Linked DNA regions of Homo sapiens: region 1 is linked to region 2. A link is a contact called in ENCODE Hi-C data. All regions are on one chromosome and are shown on one strand. Each heading gives the region's core, a stretch centred on a gene start or an enhancer-like site at or near the end of the contact. The rest is flanking DNA. Distances are from core to core; before and after follow the strand shown. Region 1 has its middle 71 kb from the start of ALDH1A1. Region 2 overlaps TMC1 (transmembrane channel like 1).

Region 1 (6,081 bases), core at 2,582-5,081, 430 kb before region 2:
AAGGTATCTTTAACAAAGTTAATGGTTTCTGTAAATATCACTGAAGGTTTGCTCTAGCCTCTGCCACATGATAGAATGTAAGAGCAGGGAAATCAAATGACATCATAGTGTAAACCCATTATAGAATCCACATGTTTATTATCTATTACGTGGGAAATGCAATTCAAAAATTTGGACTGATGGAAAACTTTATCTAAATCTATTTTGTATGTCTTGTGTCACCAATTATATGGTCCCTCACTTGCTTATTTGGCTTCTGTCTTGGTTTCTGTCTTAAAGACTTGTTACATAATATGAAAATATCAGTTTTACTCTATAGTATTTCAATTTACATTTTCTAAAGAACATAATATAAACCGAATCAAATTCCAGAAATTCAACTCCTGAAAGCTTTGTGCATAGGTGGCAATTTCTATATAATACCCTGCTTTCCTAATTATTTCAAAATTCAACAGGTTAGCTAAGTAGATTTAAAAAATAGTAGCATGAGCCAACATTAATCATAAGAGCCCTAAAGAGAGACCTGTGTATTTTCAAATTCTATGTGCCTTGGGCTACTTTTTCTAATGTCACCATTACCATGCAAATTGAAACTTAAAGCAATAATCACTTAATACTGTAAATTATTTTTGATGTTTTGGTCATGAGTATCCTTTTCCTTTTTTTCTTTTTTCTTTTTTTTTCTTTACTTGAGACAGGATTTCATTTTGTCACACAGGCTGGAGTGCAGTGGTGCGATCATAGCTCACTGCAGCTTTGAACTCCTGGGCTCATGCAATCTTCCCAACTCAGCCTTCTGAGTAGCTAGGACTACAGGTGTGCACCACTACATCCAGCTTTTTTTTTTTAATTTTTATTTTTTTGTAGAGATGGAATCTCACTTTGCTGCCCAGGCTGAGTCTCAAATTCCTGGCTTCAAGTGATACTCCTGCCTCAGCCTCCCCGAAGTGCTGGGGTTACGGCCGCGAGCCACCACATGCAGCCATGCATATCTTTAAATGCAAACATGTTCTACAAATAGAAACATAAATTTACACCGGATATCCTCCATCATAAAATTTCAGTTTGTGTATTCTTAAAATATTATGATTGACTTGACTGGTAAAAGTAAGAAGTTCCTGAAAATAAGCACAGCATCTTGATATAAAGTGGTATTGCATCAAAAAGAATAAATAAGGAAATTATCCAATTCTGACTATAACTTCATAGTATAAGAATCATACTGTATCTCAGATCCTACTGTACACTTTCTGGACCTCATCCTGGAAAATCCATGGTGCCCATTGAGAAGAAGTAAGGACTGATATACAGTGACATGTGTCCGTTTTATTTAGTCCACTGTTTTCAAAGAGGAGGGTTTGACTCATTATAAGGTCATGATAAGTGCCTTTAAAAACCAAAATAAAACAATGGAAAATATCTCAAGGTGTCATATATAGTAAATGTAAATATTAACGTAAAATTTGGTTTTAGTGTGTGTGTATACACCTAAGTGTGTGTCTGCTCTTGTGTACACTATGGAAAGGGAAAATAATTTTTTTTACTATGACATAATCCAGAGAAATTGAAAGCCACTGGTTTAATAAGTTTTCATTTCAAACTGATTCTTTGCAGCTATTTCCTACAAGAAACAAATGTGATATATTTTATTATTCATTCATTGTCTCTCTTTTCTATCCATATTATGTATTTTTAGGGCCATTTTCACCATCCTCCCACCCCAGGCAATACACACAGATAGAAAAATGCTTCACTAGGAATGGTCTTCCCTATGCCCAACTTTCTCATTAATATTAAAGCAGTTTCAGCCAACATAGTAGTTATTTATTTCAGCTCTTAGAGTTCTTCCTTCCATTGGTAATGGCCCTAAATCTTTTCCTATCTGATGAAATTTCCCTGAACAAAACATCGATGTTTCTAATTTGATCACCATTATATACTGAGTTCCTACCAGGTAGTATAGGCTGTATTTGTTAAATAAATAAATGAGTAAAGACGTACTAATAAGAATGATCCTACCTACCAGTATACCAGACTTTCCTAAAATGTCCCTTGCTACTAAATTGTTAAATGTTAAATCTGATTCTCACGGGACTAAAAGCATTCTCCCCTTAGATTGTCTAATTTAAGAGGTAAGGTAGAGAAAAGGCTGTCTTCCTGATTGCAAATATGTTAGGATGGGCTGCACGTTAAATCTGGCTAACAAACATGTTTTGTTTTGGCCCACACATTTTAATTAATATCCTATATTTTGGTATTAGAAATTGTCTCATAAAATTCGGCTTGTTTTGAAAGATCCTAAGGTCTGACAGTAGGTCCACAGTTGGCTGGAGACAGGGTGGCTGATTTATTTAGAAAAAACGTGTGTGAATCTTCCCTTTTTGTTTGTCTCTACTACTAAGTTGTGAGTTCCTTATAATCCTCATATCATTTTTATTATGCAGAACTCAAGATATATGTGTGGGATGAATGCATAAATAATGAATGGGCCAGAATTCGGTTTTCAGGACAGTTTTCAAGATGGCTTAAATAGGCATAGGGTTTATTTTTCTGTCTTCTTTCTCGCTGCATCTAGAGTTTGTCCCACAGAAATCTTATCTAAACTCATGACTTTAACTATCATCCCTACCATAAGGCAAAATCTCCAACTCTGCCCTGTCACCCGGACTCTAATCAGATATCTCTAACTGTCCCTCAACTCAGACTTTCTGAGTCAAAAGTTTAATCTGTTATCTCACCAAAACATGCTTCCCAACTGACTGCCCCTATATAGATATAGGGGCATATATGTACGTATATTGTTTTGAGGCAGAGTCCCACTCTGTGGCCTAGGCTAGAATGTAGTGGCGCGATCTCAGCTCACTGCAACCTCTGCCTCCCAGATTCAAGCAATTCTCCTGTCTCAGCCTCCCGAATAGCTGGGATTACAGGGGCCAGCCACCATGCCCGGCTAATTTTTTTTTTTTTTTTTTGTATTTTTAGTACAAACAACGTTTCCACATGTTGGCCAGGCTGGTTTTGAACTCCTGACCTCAAATGATCCTCCTGCCTTGGCCTCCCAAATTGCTAGGATTACAGGCGTGATGTCACCACACCAGGCTGCCCCAATGTTTTTCACCACTGTCACCGTCCTCCCATGCATATAATCTTGAAGCCTCAGCAATTTGAGATTCTTCTTTCTTCCTCATCAGCCACATTCAGTGAGTTATCAAGTCTAGTTTATTCATTCTTCAAAATATTGAATGTCTCTTTTTTATCCTCATTTCCTTCCTCTCTCCAAGAGCAAGTTTTACCATCTTGATAAACAGACAATTGTTCTTCCTGCCTCAAGCCTCTTGTTTTTCAATACAGATTTATTTATAATATTAACAAATATTTATCAAATGCCCACCATTTATTTATCAAATATCCTATCTTAGAAGTTAGGGATACAACAGTAAACACAAGCAACAGAGCCCCTACCCTCATGAAACTTACAGCCAGTTAGTGATACAAGCAAACAGAAAACACATATATAATAATATAATGTCAGGTAGTAATAAATTATATGAAAAAAGCAGAGTAAGGGAATAGGGAATGATGGACTAGAGAGGTACAACTTTACTTTTTAATAATAACACCTCTTTTAAACATTTAAATTTACATGTACTTAAGAGAAATTTATAGCATACATTTTCCCAGATTAAACTTCCTGAAACATTTGGCCATATGCCACTTCTCTATTCATCTATACAATCATTCATCTATAAAATAAATGGGATAAAATCCAAAGCACTTAGTGCAAGGTTGTTTAATCTGGCCCTAGGTACTCTTTCTTGCTTTTAGTTTATACAGATAAAACTCTAACAATATTGACTATTTTCCTGCTTATTATGCTTTTCTACATGATTCATTAAAAGCCTCTCTCCTCTGGCGATTCTTCTCTAACAATAATAATCTCTCTGTTCTAAGTCATTCAGTATGGTACGGAATCTACTTGTAATTAACTGTCTCCTTGTGGCTATTTCATATTTTATCTTTCCAGCTGAGTGACACACTTTTGAAAAATGACTGTTTGATATTACCTTGTACTATTCTCAGTACTGACTCTTCTCAAACTTACAAAATTGTTGACATTAACTTAACACATATTTGTTAAGTAGGTGTTGACTAACCAATTACATGTGTTGACCACAGTCAGCCTTTGTGGTCTCTCTAGCCACAACCTAACATCCTCTATCCTTTTCTTTTGGTGACATTAAGCCTATATCTGGGATAGAATCATTACTTGAGTTGCCTACGTATGCCATTTATTTCCCGCTTCAAAGCAGCGTGTCACTATAACTCAAACAGATCTTGTATCACTGCGTTAGAATGAAATACTTTTTTTAACAGGATGCCAGCTTTTCACACTTGCCGCAAGGGGGAGCAGCAGTTCTTTTCCAGGAAGCGGAATGACGCCATAGTTTCATTCCCCAGCAATTACCCAAACATTTAATTCTCCCCCATATGATTTCCATACATCTTTGTGTTTTTTTCTCCTGCATGTATTTACCACAACTAAAGGGACAGTCCCTCTTCACTTTAAACATAAATTTTTATTTTAGTTCACTTGATTTTATCCCTCTAACCACTTATACTTGAATTTCTACTCCGGTTCTTAATTTCTTTATTTTAAATTGAGCTCAATATCTAAAATGGCGCCAGTACTTTTTGGGAAATATTTATTGTTGGAGGCAATCATTGAAGAAGATATCAGAACAAGTAATTTACCAATGAATATCTGACATGCACAACAGATAACATATATTTTTGTTACTCAGCTTGCCCATAGTGTTGAGTGAAGGTAGGTATTTAACACTTGCCAAATAGGAAATGTTCTTAATGAAAACTAGGAATTCCAATACTGTATATATATATACCATTCTAGAGCTAGCAGGACTATTAGAAAAAATCTGGACCAACGTCTTCTAGTTTACAAATAAGGACAGTAAGTCCCAGAAGGTCAAATGACTAAGTTAGTTCAAGGGCTCATTCTGTTCCAATGGTCTTTCTATTAAGTTCCACTGTCTCTCTTGTGATATTAATTATAGAAACCGGCCTGTAGTTTCAACATACAGCTAAAATAGTTATTTCCAAAGGTCTGCCAATATTATGCTAAGGATTTTTATAAAAATGTTGTTTTGGGTTCTGAATACTACAAAACATCTTGTGCTCACACAGTGCTAAATATTACCTTGCAATTGTTACAGTTAACCAAGCAGTTCTGTATGTGCCAATTTGGAGGCTTAGGTGGGGTGAAAAAAAACAAGTTAAATAAAAATAGTAGCAAGAGAAATATTGAAAATATTAGTACCACATAGTATGATTTTCCTTATGTTAAAAAAGCTATATAAATGTGTAAATGCATGAATAAAGTTCTGTAAAGCTATACGGTGGGAACTGTGAATTATGATACTCTGGAGAGAGAGAGGGAGAAGGTGAAATGCCTTCTAGAAGGTGCAAAAATTGGCCCCATGGGATTCACTCCAGTCAGTGGGTCACATCAACACTCCCAGAAGCTAGACCACTGTCTGAGCTACTATACGGCCACTGTCATGAAGATGTTTTAGAATAAGGTATTGATGGAGATGGAGAGAAGTGGCTGGTACTAAGTTCTGAATACCACACAGTATTCTGATGCTGTGTCTACCTTCATAATGTTTGAGTTTTAACAACAAATATGCATACATTTTGAGTTTATGAACAACTAGAAGGCAAAAATCAAAATTATAAAAGAAAATTCCCCATTAGCATTACTAACAAAAGATATTACTTATATAAAAGGCTGTTTAACTTTATAACAAGATATCTATTATTTTCCCACTGAAAATATAGTCAATCAGTGATTAACCAGCACAGTAGTAAGAGCTCAAAATTCAGCTCTATAGTAGCTCTGTAATGGAATAATAGCTAAGTAAGAGTGGAACTGTTTTGCAGCCGTACTTAAAAAAGTCTTATAAGATATTTCCTAGTAGATCAATTACATTATACCTGCTATTCACCACAGTGAATATTCTCAAGAGATAAAGGTATTTAGGCTTTATTATTGTTGGTTAAGTT
Region 2 (5,302 bases), core at 2,020-4,519:
CCAGCACTTTGGGAGGCTGAGGCGGGCAAATCACGAGGTCAGGAGTTCAAGACCAGCCTGGTCAATATGGTGAAACCCTGTCTTTACTAAAAATACAAAAATTAGCCGGGCGTGGTGGCATGCGCCTGTAGTCCCAGCTACTTGGGAGGCTGAGGCGGAAGAATCGCTTGAACCCAGGAGGCAGAGGTTGCAGTGAGCCGAGATCACGCCACTGCACTCCAGCCTGGGCGACAGAGCAAGATTCTGTCTCAAAAAGAAAAAAAAAAAAAAAAGAAACCCCATCTCTACTAAAAATACGAAAATTAGCCAGCGTGGTGGTGCATGCCTGTAATCCCAGCTACTCAGGAAGCTCAAGCAGGAGAATCACTTGAGCCCAGGAGGCGGAAGTTGCAGTGAGCCAAGACTGTACCACTGCACTCCAGCCTGGGCAACAGAGCAAGATTCAGTCTAAAAAAAAAAAAAAAAAAAAAAGTTGAGAGTTGCTTGTTACCACAATGTAAACTAGTTTACCCCATTGATGTAAAACCTGTGACAGAAAGGAAAACAACCTCAGGATGAAGCCAACCCCATAGATAGCAGAATGGAAAAAGTAAACAGCGTTCTGGCCATCACTGAGCCACTGGATCAACCCTCATCTGCAGGCCACTCTAATGCTAGACTTAGTAATTATGTAAGGAATAAATTCCCTCATAATTAAATCCACTTGAATCAAGAGCACCTGAACTGATACAGTGATTATGTTCCATGTTATGTGACTCCCCCACCAACAGTGGCTGTATCTTAGTGAAATAAGAGAGGGCACTAGACCTTAGAGCAAACAATATGTAGGCTGGTCGGGGTCTATGAAGTAGCCATACACAGAAGTTCTGTCTAGTGAGGACACCAGATACAGGGAAGTAACTGACCAAAATTAATACCATTTGGCTTCAAATCCTTCAGTAAGTCTATCGGTAGCAGCAGTTGAATCAGAAGCAGAGGAGGCCAGGCATGTTGGCTCACACCTGTAATTCCAGCATTTTGGGAGGCTGAGGTGGGCAGATCACCTGAGGTCAGGAGTTCGAGACTAGCCTGGTCAACATAAAGAAACCCCGTCTCTACTAAAAATACAAAAATTAGCTGGGCGTGGTGGCACACACCTCTAGTACCACCTACTCGGAAGGCTGAGGCAGAAGAATCACTTGAACCTGGGAGGCGGAGCTTGCAGTGAGCCAAGATTGCGCCACTGCACTCAAGCCTGGGTGACAGAGTGAGACGCTGTCTCAAAAAAAAAAAAAAGAAGAAGAAGAAGCAGAGGAGAGCTGCACATTGTGAGGCAGGCAGGGAGAGAATTGGAGAGTATGTCTCTCTCCTTTTCGAATTGTAGCATGCCCCCCAAGTCATTTCAAAATTCCCCCAACATTCTAGGGGAAAATTCATGAGGAGAATATGAGAGAATATAAAATAGATGTGATAGAATATGAAATCAGTCACATAAATTGTGGGACATAGTCAAAGTTTGTGTTTTCTAATTCAAAGTTAAAAAGTCTGATTTCTTTCCCATTATCATAGCGAAACAGGCCATGTCACCCCAAAATTTGCTGATGTGGCATGTTGATTATTTTGAGCTAAAGTCACCTGAGAAACAGCAGATGCCGGAAAGGGCTATGTGATCTGCCCTCTTCTACCTGTCGTAAGCCAAAAAGATTTATTTAAGAAAGTTGCCCTCCCTGTACCAGAATAAGAAAATAACTCTTATCACCATTGACTGGGAGTTGATGCTGCAATGGAGCTGTACAAATAAACTTTCTAAACTATCCCTTATCTTCCTCTATCTTTACACCTCCCTAGTGAATTCCCACAATTTACTGCCACTGGCCCAAACCCCTTTGTCTTGTCAGCTCTTCATGAATTTATGGTTTCTCTGTCTAAAAGGTATTAGAGCTTTCTGCTTTGTCCATTTCTTCAGGTCTTCTGCTGTCTCATGAGGGTCTCCGCGTACATGTAAAAATCAATAAAACTCATATATTTTTCTCCTGTTAACCTGTCTTACAGTGATTTAATTCTTAGACCCAGGTGAAGATCCCAAGAGGTTAGGGAAGAATTTATCTTTCTCCCCAACAATAGAAATTAGAAACAAACTAACAAAGACAACAGCAGAATGATGAGTATACTCTCATACCTCTCCCCGTCATAGATGCAGCCCCTGCCCCTACCATCGCCATATTAGTAACACCATGCCTGGGCAGGAGAAGGGGGCCCTTTGATGGAAGAGCAACAAAGGAGGTCACTGACTGAGGGTCTGCACTTGCCACCAACGAGGCTGCAACACAACCAGCCAGAGATGAGCAATATCCAGTCAGTTCCAAAATACCCTTCAGTCTTTGAGAAGCCTAGGTTTTCGCCTGTTTCCATTTTTCTTTTCTTTTCCTTCTTCTTCTTCTTTTTTTTTTTTAAAATAGAAATGGGGGTCTTGGGGCTGGGCACGGGGGCTCATGCCTGTAATCCCAGCACTTTGGGAGGCCGAGGTGGGCAGATCACCTGAGATCGGGCGTTCAAGACCAGCCTGACCAACATGGAGAAACCACGTCTCTACTAAAAATACGAAATTAGCCAGGTGTGGTGGTGCATGCCTGTAATCCCAGCTACTCAGGAGGCCAAGGCAGGAGAATTTCTTGAACCCGGGAGGTTGTGGTGAGCTGAGATCATGCCATTGCGCTCCAGCCTGGGCAAAAGGAGCAACACTCTGTCTCAGAAAAGAAAAGAAAAAAAGAAAAGAAAAGAAAAGAAAAAAGAAAATGGGGATCTTACTATGTTGCCCAGGCTATTCTTAAACTCCTGGCTTCAAGCGATCCTTCCACCATGGCCTCCCAAAGGGCTGGGATTGCAGGCATGAGCCACCACACTCCGCCAGATTTTTGCCTGTTTCTGTTTTCTGAAATGCTGGTTTTGGGTGGAGATATCTAACTTCCTTATTCCATGTGTTCTTTCAATAAAACTTCTCTTAATTACAGTGACTTGAAGGTTTCTCTCCTCTTTGAAAACTGAACACTATTTTCAATAATTATCCAATTTTTCCAACCATTTCAAAAGAAATTCTATCTTCACTCTAAAGAATTTTACTCACATTTTTAACCTTAAAAAAAATGATTCTTTTCTCCCAGAGCAATACTGTTTTAACAGCCCTGAGCCTAGTCAAGATAATAGTTGTTGTATCACTTACTTCCAGCAGATGGCGCTATTGCTGGTTCACACACCCACTGTCCTAGGAAATTTAATCTCATTACTAAGTAAATACCAACAACTGCTTCACAAAGGTAACTGCTTCTCCCTCTTCCTGAGAACTCATCACAGTTTTAACAACCACCATCTCCCTAACTGACCCATTGGACATTTAACAGCTGTCTTTGACGGTTCCATAAGTGTAAGACATTGAGCATCTGATACCTAGGGATGTTCTCCAGTCACTGCAGGCAACTTAGAATCTAGCAGGAGAGGTGGCCATTTAGCAAATAATCCCACAGATACATAACCATGGCTTTGATTTGTGCTTCAGAAGGAAACACGCACACCTGCTTGCTAATGCCACACATGACCAAGCCTGAGAGGTGGGACCCAAAGGAGAAGTAGGGGGTAAATTCTGAAGGAGGAGGGAGAGGCAGCCTCCCAAGGAGAGCTCACAGCAAGGTGCTGAGGCTGGAGGATCACGGCACCTGAGTGGAACCAACAAAAAGAGGCCAGAGCTTTGACACCAATGATAAGAGTAAAAGAAAAGAGAACTGACTGATGCCATTGATAAGTTCCTGGCTTTAATGATCCCCAAGTTTATATCTGTAATGATCTTCCCTTCCAGGTTCCACATATATGTTCCTGCTTGATGTATCCTCTTAGCTGTTTCAAAGGTAACCCTCAAATATATGTGTAGCTTTGACTTCACCATCTTCTCAGGTCTGTAGGGCTGTCTCCTGAATGTCAATGAATAGTGAAACTCGTCATTTAGTTGTGAAATTCAGAAAACTGTAAGAGTCCTGGAGTTGTCCTTTACCCTGCTGATCAAATCCTGTTGATGTTATCTACCACATCAGATGGTTTTTTTGCTCGATCAGTGATCAGCAAAAGGGCTGTTCTGTGTATTGTATGATATTCACCAGCATCCCTGACCACTACCCACTAGATGCTAAGTGTGATCTCTAAACTAGCAACTAGCGCCTCCAGGTAATTTGTCAGAAATGCAAATTCTCAGGCCCCATCCACGACCTACTAAATCAATGATACCCAGATATCTGCATTTTAACAAGGTTTCCGTGCCAAGGTGCAGTGGCTATAATCCCAGCACTTTGGGAGGCCAAGGAGAGAGGCTTGCTTTAGCCCAGGAATTTGAGACCAGCCTGGGCAACAGAGTGAGACCCTGTCTCTATTAAAAACAAACAAACAAATAGCCATGGTGGTCCATGCCTGTAGTCCCAGCTACTCAGGAAGCTGAAGTGGCAGGATTGCTTGAGCCTAGGAGATGAAGGCTGATCAAGGTTGCAGTGAGCTATGATTATACCACTGCACTCTAGCCTACGCAACAGTGTGAGACCATCTCTAATAAATAAATAAGACTTCCAGGTGATACTCAAATCCACTACAGTTTGAGAACCACTGCTTCAGAAACCCACTGCCATGAACCTATTCCATCACTTCTTACCCGGGCTACTGCAATAGCCTTGTAATTATTCTTCTCCATATTCACACTTCCTTCTACAGTGAATCTCAATCCTGACACACTTTATAACCTACTGGGAGCCAACCTAAACTAATTAAATCAGGATCTCTGTGGGTGACACCAAGGCTTTGATATTGTTTAGAAGTTTCCTCTGGAAAGCCAAGGCCAGAACTACTACTCAATGCTAATCCATTCTGCCTTGCAGCCAGACTGATGTTTAAAGCTGCAAGTCTGGTCTTAAGTAGAGGTGCCACCTCTACTTAAAATTCACCTTGATATAGCCTCATTTCTTAACACCTACAGGGCAAACCAACAAGCAAGGGGCCTGTGTTTAAAGCCACGCACCCCTCCCATCTTCATCACACTGACCTTCTGTCTGTTCTCTGCAGGCTCCATGCTTTGTCCTGCCTTAGAGTCTTGCACCACTGTTTGCTCTCTTGGCCTAAACCACTCTGTCTTCCTCTTTTTGCCTAGGAATCCTCACTTATTCCGCGGATCTCAGTTTCTTCTTCCCTTCCCCAGGAAAGCCTTTCCCAACCTTCCCTCTTATACTAAGGGTAGGTAAGAGTGGGGTAGGGCCTGAGTTTGCCCAGAAAGTCCTGATTTATGCCTGTTGTT

What was found. A loop is a pair of places that touch in the nucleus more often than their neighbours do. Pooled maps may share reads with other maps.
Region 1: a loop to region 2 is called in a map of naive thymus-derived CD4-positive, alpha-beta T cell, with 12 times the contacts of the local background. The contact joins two enhancer-like sites. A Hi-C loop is called at or near these places in 3 of 168 maps with a recorded cell type or tissue (CD4-positive, alpha-beta memory T cell, CD8-positive, alpha-beta T cell and naive thymus-derived CD4-positive, alpha-beta T cell) and 9 of 50 pooled maps.

Annotation. Positions count from the first base shown.
Region 1 is chr9:73,021,466-73,027,546 of GRCh38, reverse strand. No RefSeq gene overlaps it. Among named protein-coding and RNA genes, the nearest start is that of ALDH1A1, 71 kb to the right of the region's middle. Within about 2 kb of position 3,831, at least 2 of the 41 ENCODE cell types and tissues checked have a DNase peak (open chromatin) inside an H3K27ac peak, as active enhancers do.
Region 2 is chr9:72,590,843-72,596,144 of GRCh38, reverse strand. The region is part of intron 2 of TMC1 (transmembrane channel like 1); the gene reads right to left. Among named protein-coding and RNA genes, the nearest start is that of TMC1, 72 kb to the right of the region's middle. RefSeq lists an enhancer at 3,424-3,483. Within about 2 kb of position 3,269, at least 2 of the 41 ENCODE cell types and tissues checked have a DNase peak (open chromatin) inside an H3K27ac peak, as active enhancers do.